2 separate regions of the Homo sapiens genome follow, and region 1 is linked to region 2. A link is a loop called in an ENCODE intact Hi-C map of the cell type or tissue named here. Cell type or tissue: MCF 10A. All regions are shown on one strand.

The links. Hi-C counts contacts between places; a loop is a spot of excess contacts. Peaks named below come from ENCODE experiments on the same cell type or tissue, not always from the same donor. Only the 100,000 strongest peaks of a DNase experiment are listed, where the experiment ranks them.
Region 1: it touches region 2 in a loop (5-fold over the local background); 7 of 110 quality-filtered maps call a loop at or near these places.

The regions. Positions count from the first base shown.
Region 1 is chr4:21,190,932-21,198,931 of GRCh38, forward strand. All of the region lies in intron 1 of KCNIP4 (potassium voltage-gated channel interacting protein 4), which reads right to left. Among named protein-coding and RNA genes, the nearest start is that of MIR7978, 270 kb to the right of the region's middle. In MCF 10A, a CTCF peak has its summit at 1,636; a DNase peak (open chromatin) is centred at 4,920.
Region 2 is chr4:21,466,139-21,474,138 of GRCh38, forward strand. The region is part of intron 1 of KCNIP4 (potassium voltage-gated channel interacting protein 4); the gene reads right to left. Among named protein-coding and RNA genes, the nearest start is that of MIR7978, 5.4 kb to the left of the region's middle. In MCF 10A, a CTCF peak has its summit at 3,500; a DNase peak (open chromatin) is centred at 4,623.

The sequences.
Region 1 (8,000 bases), 280 kb before region 2:
GTTACAATTTGTCAGCAGTAATCCTTCCCTGGATAGGCAAAGAAAGGCAAATCTTGGTAGATGAGAGAATTGTGGCTTTTGAAAATAATAGCATTACACTGAAATTTAATCTGCTAGCGTTATTTTTTCCAAGCAAACCCTCTTTGCATTCAATTTGTCATTTATTACAGTAAGAAGCAACAGGGTCCAAAAGAGAATTGTTTGCAGTAAGCACAGAGATATTCTCAACAAAGGTAGAATTTGATAGCATGCACAAAACAACACATTACTTATCCAGCATTCTGAGTCACCTTTTCAGCAAAGAACCTTGTGTATTTGATAGCAAAGGGAGAAGAAATCGTGTTTATTGGAATGTTAAAATGCGTGATAGGGCGGACATTCTATTTTAAAGAAATATGAGACTGGAATATTGATTCTGCCACATACGAAGGCTGGAAAGTATTCATAAATGATCAATTGCCTATAGTTTAATGACGGAAGATAGGCATTGGTTTCCCAAACCTTTTTATGCTACAACAAAACCGCACACCAAGCCCTGCCGGAGGGTGCTGTATAATCATCAGAGCCCTTTCTGAGTATGTCAGGATGATGCGCCCTAGTGCTGAAAGATGGTGGTTACATGAGCAACAGAATGCTAGTTAGCAAGGCAATGAGGAGCTGAGGTCCACATTAACCATGGTCGGTGCACCTAATCATGAATCACAGCTGTGCCACCCTTGGCAGATGAACAATCTCTTACAGATAAGACAAATTTTATCTGGGATCAGTATAGTCTTTTAAATGATGTATGAAACCAATTTAAGAAAGGCTGAGTTATTCCAAATAGTATGGCTTTTATTCTTTATTTGTCAGTTTCATCATTCCCTCCTTGCTGACTATTCAGATACATGTAAAGGAGACAGCCAATGGTTTGGCACATAGTTGGCACACAATGAATGGCAGAGATCCTTGTTTGTGTTAGTATTTTGATTATTTTTCTTACCACAATAACATGACCTGAACCATGATCAATCTGTCTTTATGCTTCCAGTAGAGATCTTGATTCATAGCTCTCCCTAATATTAATCCATTTCATATTGTTTTATATTATAGTTAACATGAATTGATTTTGAATCCTTTCCTCTAGAAGTATAACTTGTTTGAGACACTTACAAGCAGACATTCAATTATATTCAGAGGGAAAATTTATAACAGTTCAGGAGAGGAATTTAACTGTCATGTATTCCACCAGCAGGTAATGTCAGCATTTTCTTATAGTTAAATGGCTTCATCAAGTTACTCTATTGCTTTAATTCTAGGATGCCATCAATTTTAGGGCACATTATCAGTTGAGTCTCAATTCTTTTACACTCTTGAGGAAAACACTCCATTTAAGGTATGGATTAATTATAAATGATATCCTGGTTTAGAAACATTCTAAGATAAACTGCATTTTTTTAAAGTTGAAATTGATAGTAATTTGTGAGCATGACGTAAGTGCACAAAATCTTACATGCTTTATGGTCTTTAATGTTGACTTAAAACTATAATATCAAAAGAGAAAAATTAACAGAGCCTAATTACTCTCAATTTATAAAGGACAGGTTTCATTTTCAATCACTCTCCAGTTTTCTCAGGTTTCTTATTCAGCCGTATAATGTCAGGCAGGATACTAACCAGATTAGGCTTTATCCTCATATCTTTGAAAACATAAGTTCCATAACAAAATTTTCCCTAGAGGTTACTTCCAGTATTACAGCATCTAAGTGATTCATTATAAGCACTGAAAAGGGTCACATGTATTACTTTATTCATTTAAATGAAAAGAAATAAAAAAATTCTTTATTTAAAAAGAAAAATAATGGCAGGCCTTGGCCACTCATGCCTGTAATCCCAGCACTTTGGGAGGCTGAGGCTGGAGGACTGCTTGAACCCAGGGGTTTGAGACCAACTTGGGTAACATAACAAGACCCACACACCACCCCCCAGCCCTGCCGCCCCGTCTCTACTACTACTACTACTACTACTACTACTACTACTACTAATAATAATAATAATTAGTTGGGTGTGGTGGCACATGCCTGTCGTTCCAGCTACTCAGGAGGCTGAGGCAGGAGGACAGCTTGAGACAGGAGGATGAGGATGTTGTGAGCAGTGATTGCACCACTGCACTCCAGCCTGGGAGACAGAGCAAGACCCTGGCTAAAAAAAAAAAAAAGTCTGGTTGTTTGTTTTAGAAGAGTAATAATGAAGACTCATAAATGATCACAGCCTAGGAGGCCCTACAAAATGGCTGCAATTATTCTGCTGATGTTGGACAAGCTATTTTTTAGGATCAATTAGTTAATTGTGTGTTGCTTTAATTACTTACACTCTTTTTAAAGCTTTCTTTGTGTCACAGCTGAGCTCAGGAGAAAAAGTAAAGCTTGCAGAGCAATTCTTTAAGTGTGGATGTAAAATATACTAATGGATTTACTTGCTAGCTGGCACAGTGTTTAAATAGGGTCCTGCTCACGCTGAGAAAAAATATTTTATCAGCACCTGACTCCAAAGAGTCAAGAATATGGAGAAACTCACATTTCTCTCATGATGGGTAATTTCTGGGTATGCAAAGCTCCCTGTAGCAGTCATTCAGTATGGATCACTTATTGCAATTTTAAATTTTTTTTTTTTTTTTTTTTGAGACGGAGTCTCACTCTTGGCCAGGCTGGAGTGCAGTGGCGCAATCTGGGCTCACTGCAAGCTCCGCCTCCTGGGTTCACGCCATTCTCCTGCCTCAGCCTCCCGAGTAGCCGGGACTACAGGCGCCAGCCACCACGCCCGGCTAATTTTTTGTATTTTTAGTAGAGACGGGGTTTCACCATGTTAGCCAGGATGGTCTCGATCTCCTGACCTCGTGATCCACCCACCTCGGCCTCCCAAAGTGCTGGGATTACAGGCGTGAGCCACAGCGCCTGGCCTAAAATTTATTTTTAAACTACAAGAAGGGAATGGCAAAGTATTACATGTTTCTTAACATGCATCTAGTCAATTAGCAAAGCAAGTCAATCGTTTAAGCTTTTCATTGTGTAAAGGGGGAGGTTTTATACACGGCAATTTGAATGGCTATGCCTAGAACACGTGGAAGCACAGAGAAATTTCAAAGATTATGAACAATAGAATGGCACTAAAGACACTTTTACAAATGTTGCTTTATCAAGTGGGTTTTGTTTTCTTGTTTTTCAAGAAAAACAGTCTTCCTTACTTTAAATGTTTTTTTCCCATAATTCTGTTTACTATTGATAAGAATTTAATTTAAGCACCAATGGGCAATTATGGTTTTCTCCTCAATTGATTATCCAAAATGTTCAATGAAAAATGTTTGCCTGTGGGTCCTCTCACATTTTTGTTTATAACCTATGACTCCTGCCACTTCCATACACCCTACTAGTCTCTGCATAAAAATGAGGTTTATTGACGATTGGCCATCACTTAATACAGGTACTTGATGAATGTGTGAAAAATAATGGATGAAAGAATAAATAAATGAGTAAAGGAATCAACCTCTATCTTAACTCAGCCACAAGTAATAAACAATCTCGGGTCCTAATGGTCTCAGTAAAAATCTATATAAGGTCTCCTAACTTCGAATTATTTTCTTAAATTATTATTTGTCCATAGGTGTGGTCATACCTTGTGGCCATGTTCCTGAGACAGGGTAATCGGAATATAAGTGGAAGTGGCATAGTCTTTTTCCAAATCTAGCTCATGAGACCATCCCACACTACCCCCATGCGCTTTGCCTTCCCTTCTCTGCAGCTTGATTATCAATGCACAAACTGGCATTGGAGCTCATGCATTAAAGATGGTGGAACATCAGTCAGCCCAGGTTCCTGAATGATAGCATGACACAGCGAACCCTGCTGCAATTTTGGCCTACAGAAACAAGGAATAAACAGCTGTCATGTTAAGGCACTGTTATTTCAAGGTTTATTTGTTAGAGCAGCCATTTTTTTCTTTTAACACACGTCCTCTGCTTTCACTAAGTTCCCACTCACCAAAGGGTTTTACTCCTACTATTCTAATGATGTCCTGTGAATCCTGACCCATGGGTTAGATCTCAGCTCAAGTGTGGCTTCTCAAAGGGAAACTTCTCTTCCTCCTTAATGAAGTCATTTCTCCTCTATATTCTCCTGGGAATCACATGACCCTACTCCTTAGCACTTGTCCAGGAAATCTTCATTGCCGCAAATGTTCTCTCCCTCAAGGTCATTGATGAGGTACAGATGCCAGTCACTTCAGGAGCTGTGGGCATCACCCAGGAGGCCAGGGCAGCAATGCAGGTGAGCACTTATGAAATGCCCCTTAGGACACCCACAGATAACTGAAGGAGATGACTGCCAATGCAATTCAATTGGGAATATATGTGTACTCAAATATTAATACAGATAAAGTCTTATTTATGTCAGCAGGCTTCTAAAGTTTTGGAAAGTTCATGTGACCTAGGTTTGCCGAATAAAAGACTTAGCAACAATATAGTCATCTATTAAGGAGCTAGGAAAAATTTTACAAAATGTCTCAGCACTGATGTTCATTTGTGAGCCCAGGTAGCTCAGATGCACTGTGCATTAATTTTAACTGCATGTGTGTTTTATGCCATTGGATCTTCAAAAGGCTCTTATTGATTGGACATGTGGTAGAAAACAGAGGCATTGATAAAAATGGAAACATTCAGTGCCATTCAAGAAATCAAAGAAAGGAACCAATAACAAAGTTATATTTTTATTTTGTTATTTAATTTTATTTCGCTTTTTTGCCTTGAGGGTGATAGTTATTCACCTTCTACAAGAAAATTGCCTTCACTTTGATTCCAACTAGAACGCCTGGTTGCAATGGCTCATTAAGAATGTTGCAACTTCTTTCCGCCCAAGTAGACTCTCAATTCTCCTCTTTGCTGAACCCTGAGGCTACTCATGAGGGTTACATGAGTAACCCAGCAACACCCAGCTGGCTGGCTTTTACTTTTTGTCGAGTAAGCATCATTCCTGCAAGGAAGCAGTCAGCGACCAGATTTGGGCAACTCAAGTTTCCCGGCTTCTCTTTTTGTTTTTCATATTTTGTTCTCTTGATCTCTTCCTGCTCATTTCTTACAACAAAAACTTTGCTCTGGAGGCATGGACTTCTTAAAGAATTTTAGAGTATTTTAATGATTAAAGTAGTATACAGTATTACGAATCTTCAATTAGTGAAGCAAAAGTTATCATTAGTCCACAAGCTATTTTAGCATTCTAGCTTATTATCACTTAACGATTTCAATGTTTCCTTCCTGGGATGGCAATAATGGCATGTTTCATTTTAATAGAACACATGTTTTCTGTTCATAGTGCTGATTTAAATTTGTCCCTCCTTAATTAAGTCATTCTATCTAATCAGCTTTGGCATATTTTCTCATAGTAAGTATTTACCCTTTTGCCTTTTTGATGGAGTGGAAATATACCTTAGTCATTCAACTTGATAGGACACAACCTCTTTAACACAAAATGATACCACCCCAGGAAGAACCAGGGATTTTTATCATTTACTTTACACCATGCAGATGCCTCATCTTAGCAAGACTTTCTTACTTTCGAGGATATCTTCAAATTTATCTGTGCAAGACTGGCTTCATGGGTGTGCAACCTGTATAACACACAGAGCTCCGTGCCTAGAATGTTCTGACACTTGGTTTGCTGTTCTGATATTGCCATCAATAAATTCTTAACAATATTTGAATAAGGAAATTATATTTTCACTTTACCCTAGGCCCTTTCTGTACTCAAATACCTATGCAAGGCAAAGATGTAGATTCAAATTTCATATAATGCTCATTGTTCAGGGAAAATAGGTGTAGTCTTGTCTCTTTATTCAATTTAACATTGAGGTAGAAAATACAGCACATAAAACTTAAGTGTACACTCTGATGCATTTGTACATGCACACACACACAGTTGTAACCACCAATCATTTTAAGATACAGACATTATCAGCTGATCATCTGTCTCCCTCATCCTTCTTCCCACTCAATCTCTGCACCTTCTATGGGTAAATATTATGCTGATATATCACCAAATTTTGAACTTAATGTAAACGGAATCGTAAACAATATAGCTTTTTGTGCTTTTTTGGCATTCTATTTGTGAGATTTATCCAAGATCTAACAGAGATGTATTTTTTTAAAGCCGTATAATATTCAATTATATGAATATATCACAATTTATCCATTCTATTGCAGTGGGTGTCTGGGTTGTTTCTAATATTTGGTTATTGTGAATATTAACTATTGCGAACATTCTTGCACATATCTTTTGATAGATATATGCACTATTTTCTTTTGGGTATATAACTAGGAGTGGAATTGCTAGCTCAGAGTATGTACTTATGTTTAACTTTAGTAGACATCAGTAGTGACCTTTGAATGCATATTATAACTTTTTGCCAAGCTGTATCCATGCCTTCATCATGTAAGATTTATTTTGTCTTCAATACAGCACGTTGGATTGCTTCCAATAGCTCTTTTAAACGTCACAACCATTTGGGATAGAACTTTTCTCTATTTTTACAGATTTTTTTCAATATTGAAATTTAGAGGACTTACAACCAGACCAAGATTTCAGAGTCTGAAAGAATACATTGATTCTAGTTCTGTTACTAGTTTAGTTTCCATAAATACAGCAAATCAGCTGTATTTATTGCAAATATATATTAATCAGTAGTCACAGAAAGAAAGAGAAAGTTTCAGCAGAGCTCCAATCCAAATTCCTGGTACATATTAAATGCTTAATTAATGCTTGATTCTGTGAATATGTATTAAACTGTGACTATCCTACCGTTAGAAACAATAAGAAAAATACTCATAATAAATAATCTATGTTTTTCTGAGCATTTTAAGTTATTATTTACAGTTCTAGGAATAGCTTAACTTTGGACTCAGTTAGAACTATCATCCCAAGGGCACAAGTATGCTTGAGTTTCAGTAATAAGTCAATAAAACCTAAATATATTGCCAAAATCTTAGAATGAGAAATCACTTATTTAACAACTTCATTTGAGGGGCAACAATATTCTTGAGACACATTTTAAAAAGAAGTGTTAACAAGGATATATGGGCTTCTGTAGAGACCACTCTAGCCAAATACACATACGCTATACATATGAGTAATTTTCAGAAAATTCAGGTAAGGACCTGAAATCCAAATTACTGCATGTTGCAGACACTTGTCATTCCAAGAGTAAAAATGTACAATAACATTATTCTCGCTTCTAACAATTAGTCCAGGAGGACATGTTTTCTAAACTCTCCATGGAGCCCTCCTTCAAATAATTAACACTGTTAGAAAAAAATTTTACCCCTGAGAGTTTTAACCTCTAGAGCCACTGCTAGCATTAGTGCTCCCTCTGTTTACAATTGATAATGAGAACAGAGAGACATAATTTAATTGGGAGGGTAAAGGGGAATTTGGAAAATGATCAGGGTGATATGCAAATGTTCGTTTATTTGGGGTGACCATTGAGTGCTGTGTCACTGTGTTAGACATGATGTTTAGTACTTTATAGACTTTTTGTCTTCTCCCATTTATTCCTCACAGCACATTTATGAGACAGGCACTGTATTGTGCCCCAGAGGAAGGCAGTCTCCTGTATGCAAGTCTTTAGACCTCTTGCTTATCTGTAAAAGTAGGCCTTGGGTCTGGAACACTTCCTTACCAAGAGATAGAGTCCTCATGACCTGCGCTGGACTTACCACCTTGTGTGGAATAACTTTCCCTGTTTTGTTCTGCTGGAGCCTGTGCATCATGTGGCACCTGGTCAACCCCACTGTTATATCTATCCTCTTCCAGGAGGGGATGAGGTGCTTCTTCTGCAGCACAGAAAGGGCACCTATAGGCCAATTGTTCTGCATCAGCCTCCAGGAGGGACCTTCTGGCTTTGGGGGACTGACATGCAGTACTGACACTGACCTGGCGCTGTCCTTTCTCTATCTGAGGAGTAAAGTACTGACACTG
Region 2 (8,000 bases):
TCCTGCCTAGTTCTTTTGCTTCCTCCTTTTCCCATTTGTTCAGGGTATTAAAATCCCAAAACCCTGCAAGACTCTGCCCAGTCAAATTATGAACACTAAACACCGAACTCCAAAGTCTAACCCACAATGTTTATAGTATGCTGTGGATACATCTGACTTATATTAAGACACTTCAGGGAACTTATGTGACTCAACACTCAATGCTGACCAAGATGGCCCCCTAATCTAGGCCAGATGGCAAACTGATCATTAACTTCATTCTGATGGACTTGTTTTCCCCAAAATGAGCTGTTATAATTAATCCTCTGTTATCTGGCATTTTATCAACAAATATCATTCATTAACTAACATTTTCCCTGCCAGTTCAACTACAATTAATTATCACAATGATAAGCTGTGGCACTAAGGGATTCTGAAATCATCTCAGGATTCAGAGAGTGACAGAAAGAGAATAAGAGAGAGAATGAGAGACAGCAAGAGAGAGAGGTCAAATCATGCTCAGTAGAATTTTAATATTAAGGGTATAAAGCATTGCTTCTGCAGTGTCCTGGAAACCCCATCCCATTTATACAAATGCCCCAGATAACGTCTCCTAATGGGGCTGTCATGTAATATATAGAAAATCAACATACTTTAGAGTTGGCTGAATTTCTTCAGCAAGCATGGCCTCATCCCCACCCTACAATCGCAGTACCCCATCCCTGGCATAGGTCAAGTCCATAGAGGTGAAGCAAATCTATCTAATCCTGGCAGAGACAATATATCACTCAGTATCATTGTATTTACCATCCTACACTTTAAAAGAAAACAAACTCCTTACCCTGATCCTACAGCTTTTCAGAATGATTAAAAATCTTTTCTGAAATATGTCATGGCCAGAATCTCAATGAAAAAAATGTGACAAACCAAAACCAAACCAAACCAAACCAAAACAAACACACACACACACACACACACACACACACACACACACACACACAAAACAGAACATAATAAAACAAACTGGATACAACAACTTTTCTTCTGGGTTTTGGAATTAATTTTTACTTCTTAAGGATTGTTAACTTCAGCAATGGGATGAGTGCCCCATTTGGTACATGGTAGGCATTGAAGGCATTTTGGTTTGTTTGTATAACAAGAGTTAATAAAAAAATGTAGGTTTCCTGCAGCCAACTTCCAAAAATATATAATAAATATTTGAATGATACGTGTTTCCAAGTTGGAAGCGGTCTGTTTTTCTGGATTTGAGTCTGTTGTAGGAGCTACACGCAGCCTGCCTCATTGCTCACAACACTACACCACAACTGTGTGGTTGACGCTGGAACTGTGGCAATGGAGCCACTTGAGGGCTACGGGGTTAGGCAGAGTAAATGAACCGGCCTCAAAACCAAGGCCGTCTCCCTCTGCAAAAAGATAAAAGGAAGGAAGCAACAAAAGGTGGATATCTTCATAAAAACATTCTCAGATAGAGCATCTCATGTAATTCACAGCAGACACGCCAAGACATGATAAGATTCTTGTTATTGGGATTTTAATGATCCCAGAGTCCTGCTGCGTCAGTGTCCTGTCATATCAGCTCTGTGGCTTTTGGAAAAAAAGAGCATGGTGTTTTCTGAAAGTCGGAAGGCCATTGTGACTCATTTCTGAGACTCTCTCCCACTTAGGTATATCAAATAGGTATGCTGCTTTGATCAGGTTAAATTTTTAAAGCCCAAGGGCACTGAGGATGTGGCCATGTTAATAATGCAGAGCCGCAAAAACTTTAGGAAATATCCTGTTATCCCATCAGTGTGGGCAGCAAGCCTTGGGTAGCACCAGCAAACCCTGAGAGATCCTGCCAGATGGAAAGCTGGCACTGATGGGAACAAATTCTGCCCCAGAGGATCTTCTTTGAGAGTAACCCTTAGGGCAAATGGATCACTCTGCAAAAAGCTTACTGGAGAAATATAGGGGTAGGTAATCACATGTTTGATTTCTTGCAATCCAGGTTCCAAGCTCAAGAAAACCTATTCCCAGATATAAAGTCAAAAAGAGAGAATAAAGCCAAAAACTAGGATGAAGGAGAATGATCACATAGTTACTAAAAGAATTAAAATGTACAAGGAAAGACAATAAACATCAGAAAGGAAGAAGAAGAGAATAAATGTGTGAAAAAGACCTGAGATCAGGCCCTTGATTAGCAGGGAGAAAAGAATCTGAACAAGGCAAGTAAGGGAACCCCTACTGCAAGGTACTGCCTCGGTACCGGAGCACAGCAGGCAAGAAAGACTGCTCGCAATCTCCAAAGAAAACATTTCAGAACAAGAGAAAATGAGGTAAGTTGTGCTTTCATCGCTTGCATTACGCGGCGGACCCAAGTTCGCTTGAATGGTAAACGAGCGATGATTTGTAATAAACGGTTTAGGCTGTGGGGTTGGCTCTTCAGTCCTAACACAGTCCCACTCTCTGGGGACGAGTCATACTAGTGGCCACATGCCTTATAGGATTTGGTGTCACCCAGAGAAAGAGAAAAAAATCTAAGACAAGCATCTCTCATTGTCACTATTAATAGGAACTTAGAGACTGATTTTTGGATCACTTGCTCTTAAACTGTATTCAGATGTTGTGAAACTGGCTGGCTGACAAATCTAATCAAATTAACTCCACCTTAAAGCAAAACCCTGTTTCGCTTTTTTGCTAGCGCACTTTTTTAATTATTCAAGCAAAACAGCTTTCTTATTCAATTTGAAATCTGTATTTGTGCACAAGTTTGTCTCACATTGCTCAACATCATCTATTAACTGTTTACACACAGCAGTGATTCTCCAAAACTATTTTTGATCTTCTAAACACATATTTAAAACACATACAAACAGAAGAAAACACTCTGAAATAAAATACACTTTATTCTATTATATTATTATATACACTATTTTATTTATTTATGTTATTATTATTTTTCTTTGAGACAGGGTCTCACTCTGTCTCCCAGGCTGGGATGAAGTGGTGCAATCGTGTCTCACTATAGCCTTAACCTCCTAGGCTCAAGTGCTCCTCCCATCTCAGCCTCCCAAGTAGCTGGGACTACAAGCACGTGCCACCATGCCTGGCTATTTTCTTCCCCCACCATATTACCCAGGTTTGTCTCAAACTCCTGGGCTCCAGTGATCTGCCAGCCTTGGCCTCCCAACATGTTAGGATTATAGGTATGAGCCACCGCACCTGGCCAATATACATTATTTTTATCATAACCAATCCTCCCTTTTTAAAATTTCCTCTGAGACTTCTTCCCAAGTTAATCATCAATTACTACAGAGTAAATTTTTTCAAGGGGAAAAAAGTCCTTCTATTTCAAATATACTATGAAATAATATCTTCATCTTAAAAACATGATTACAAGCATCTTTTAAAATATTATCCTTTCCTTTCAATGAAAACGTTTTGTACAAATAACTTGGGAAACAAAAATGCTTTTCCTGGTCAAGTAGGGATTTTTTTCAGACAGCTCCTCTGCTGCCCTCTAAAGTTCAAGAAAAACATAACAGCTCTACTTTGCAGACAGCATTTTTTTTCCACTGAAATACCAGGATTCTCTAAACTTCAAAGATAATTGGACTCATTAGTCTCTGCTCTCAATACAGTGTGGCCAGGCACGTCTGCTCAAAGTGTACATGTGATAATACCGAAATTAAAAAAAAGCTTAAAGGGCAGGTGTTGATGGTATTTTTAATGCCATTGCTACTAAATGTGTCCCTATGATTCATGTGTTACTACACAACATAATCATGTAAATAGCCAGAATTTTATGTTTGGAAAATAATCCATAACTTTTGGGATGTTCATAATTTGTGTTTTGCGCTTTTCTGTTAACTACGCCACAATTGTGGCCGAAATATAATAAAAATGAGGACAGTAGGCATAATATTGGGACTGTCTGCTAAGAAATAATACATAAAGCTATGACTCAGAAAGTGATGTATGTTGCTTCCTGAACTCACCCACTTTAATGACAGAGCCAGGGCCTTGACATCGGGACAGATTATTAGAACGTGAAGGTTGGTACTGCCGGTTCAGAGAAAGGAGGCAAGAGATTAGCAAAAAGCAGGCTGTATAATGACTAGTCTGGAGTGGAGAAGGGAGGGAGATTAGCTCCTTTCTGTTCTTTATGTTAGGGACAAGGCAGAGAGCAAAAGAAGAAAAGAGGAAAGGAGAAAGGGAAGAAAGGAAAGAGAGAAGCAAGAGGCAGGGAAGAAAATGCAATATAGAATATTCATTGAGCCTCTTCTTTGAACTAAGTACTTTAACTTGTTCACAATAATCTTGTAACATGCTACTCTCTGTTCTACAGATGAGAAAATTGAACTTCAGGAAAAATAGATAATGTGGTTTAGTTGTACAGGTTGTGTACAGTGCAGCCAAGTGCAGAAAGGAAAGGCAAATGCACTAGACATTGCTTCCTCTGCACTTCTCTATGCTTTAACCAAATAACCTTCTGAGTTCCAGCTAGGGAGCTGGCAGGAGAGATGAAGAAGCATATGAAAAAATAAAGAGAGGCACACAGTCACAGACAAGAAGGAGGATTAAGGGTAATTACAACCCCAAAGAGCTTGTGGTGACTCACTAAAAAGCCACAGGGAGAAGCAGTTAGTTACAAGAGAATTCTTGGCCAAACGCCCAATTCAAGGGCCAGCTGTTGATAATTTAACAAAAAAAAAAAAGTCCTCTTTGAAAACCTAAAATCATTAGAGAAGTACTTTTCACTTCAGCTCTGCATCAGCAGTTAGTTTGGATCAGCAGCCAGGATGGGGCATTAATGCTTTAGGTAGAGGGGGTCTCAAAATATGGCTCTTGGATCAGCAGCATCAGCATCTTCTAGGGATTGGTATAAACATAAATTCTCAATGCTCTCCCTACCTCCAGGCTCACAAAATAGGCATATCTAGGGGTGGGGTCTAGAAATCTCTGTTTTAACAAGGCTTGCAGGAGATTGTGGTGCATGCTTAAATTTGAGAACTAGGTTTGTATAAGTCCTTTAATTTGTTTGGCAAGTACTCTCTGTGGCTTTTACTATCAAGGCAAGTTTGAGAAGTTCTGTTTTTAGGAATTGAGGAAAAACTTTTGCCCTAGGCCCACTGAAAAATGCTTCCTTCCTCTGGAGAAAGCGATAGTAATTCAGATTCTCTTCCCTCATTTCAGCTGTGGATTCATTGAAATTAGGGCAGTAGAGTACTAATTCCCAGAGTCCTAATAAATTTGACTTCCTACTTCTGGGTGGAGGAACAGAATTGGGAGAGTTGCAGAAGCTAGGGAATTAAGAGAATAATAATTAGCAAATTTTATCGGAATCTTTATCTCTGTATTTCAGTTCTAGAAATTGAGTATTTTATATATTTTATCATGATTATATAAATGGAGCTAAATGAGTTTCCTGAAATTTACATTTTATGCACAGAAAACAGGCTCTGCCAATATTTATATGTTCTAGTTCCTATAGATTGTAGAGAAAGGGGAATGAGACAGTAAACAATGGGCTTAATTTCCTTTTCAACAGGGCTTCATAATTCAGTATCAATCTTGTGGAACAGATATTCCCATTTCACAGGTGAGGAAACTGAGTCTTCTCTGGCTACCTACTCAGCTATGGGCAAGATTCAAAAAGAATTCCTCCATCCCTGGATTTTAAATTCAAATGAGAGGACCTATGGTATCCCTTTGGGGTCAGAAAATACATCATACTTTATTTTATGTCCCTAATAATATCTGGTAAAACATCTGACAAACCATTTAATCGATTTCTAAATAAAAATATTCTTCTTTCTTTTTATTGGTTGCATTTGGAGAAAGAAAACAAATACTTCATGAACTGAAATGTATCTGCATCTTTTCTTGGCATGAATTCACTTTCTACTTTGTATCATCACAAAGATGACAATGTCCCATGTGGCAGAGGTGCCTTGAAGTTAACCAGAAATTCCTGAAGCTTTTTCCATAATGTAGAGTTGTTGCTGGGAATGGCTGCCCAGTCAGGGACTACATTCCTAGGCATCTTTCCTAGGGATCTATAACAAATTCTTGTTAATGGAATGAGAGTAGACACAATGTGTGTCACATTTAGGGTGGAGCAGATAAGAAGCAAGCATTACCTCCATTTCCCAATCCACTGAGTGCAGAGGACCCCGAGATCGTAGGAGATGGTAGAGCAAATAGGGGGATAGAACCTGGAATCCTGAACCATGAGAGAGAGGAAAGTCTCCAGTCCCCCCAGAGTGCTCACAACATGAGTGAGAAAACCAATTTCATTATGTTAATTGGCTGAAATGTGTGTGTGGGGGGGTTAATATTACTACAACTATCATTACCTTAATCAGTGCATTTCATTTCTTCTCTTAGATTATCATGTTTTATGTTAGATGATGAGGTTTTTGAGGGTAGTTTCCATGTTTGGAAAAATATGGATTATATAGCTGAATCAGGAGCTGGGTTTTTCACTCATGAGTTTTGAGGAAACTGGTGTTTTTTCTTCCCCTTGGCTTCTCTTCAAGGAGATACTGATTACAATAAGTTGACTATTTGAAACGCAGTTCAGGTTATCGGTAAAATCTAGGCTATGCAGTCAGCTAGATCTGTATTCAATCCTTGGTTTTTCTCTAATTAAATGTATGAACATACTCAAACTGCCCAGTTTTTCTCCTCTTCTGCAAAATGAGTGTTAAAAATCCCTATATTCTAAGATTATTATGAAGATGAGAGTTAATATTTATAAATGCCTAGTATAGTGCCTGGCTCATAGCTAGCATTAGCCACTGGTGGTAGACTTCTAAAAATATGTCCTCTACTTTTCAGGAGAGAAATATACTATGTCAAAGCCATCAGGTTTGGTCATGTGATTTAACTTGGTCAACAACGTGTAAGCAGAAAAGATGTGTCACTTGCAAGTTGAACCTGATCTCTTTCTTTCTGACATGATGATTGGCAACGTTTCGTTAGAAATTGCTCCATTATACTGGATATCGAAATGAAGATGACTTGGAGCAAAGCCACAATTACCCTACAATAGGGCAAATGTTACTTTTGCTGCTGTAAGACATTAGGATTTGGGGACCATTTGTTACTGCAGCATAACCCAACTTTTCTGAAAAATACATAAAATATATATTTCTCAGTCAGGGAATACGGGGAAATCCTTTAAACTGTCAAATTCTCTATCGGGAACTGGGGCATCTAGCCCTTTCCCTGTCCCTCCCACCTTGCCTCCTAAGAATGACTAATAATAAAAACAGCATAGGCTTTGTCCTTGCTCCCCTTCCTGGAGAGGCTGTAAAACTCTACAAAATACAGAAAATGAAATATTTTCTGATGGTAAAAGAGTTTTTTTAAAAAATCTGAAGACAGAATCAGATCTCCATGCTGTCCTTTGGGAGTTCAGATTTTAGAAAAAGAAATTGGAGCTTTACATACATTTAACATACATCATTTAATTAGAGTATATATCTTCAGTGAGCACAAGAAAACTTTAGATAAGAGTTTCATACTTTGTAGTGAAGCAAAGTTAGTATTGGAGAAGTCTTGTGGGGAGCAACACAGAAGACTGAGAATTCTTTTTTTTTTTTTTTTAAGACAGAGTCTTACTCTGTTGCCTGGGCTGAAGTGCAGTGGCGCAGTCGTGGCTTACTGGAACTTATGACTCCTGGGTTCAAGCGATTCTCCTGCCTCAGCCTCCCCAAGAGCTGAGACTACAGACAGGTGCCACTATGCCTGGCTAATTTTTGTATTTTTAGTAGGGATCAGGTTCCACCATGTTGGCCAGGCTGTCCTCAAACTCCTGACCTCAGATGATTCACCCGCCTCAGCCTCCCAAAGTGCTGACATTACAGGCGTGAGCCACCACTCCCGGCCCAGGCAACTTAACAGAGCTGAATTCTTAACAGGGCTGAGAATTTTTAACAGGGCTGTGGAGTAACAGAACTTGATGGAAAATTGGCATCTGTGTAGAATGATTCTAAAGCTTTCAGACAAATGGC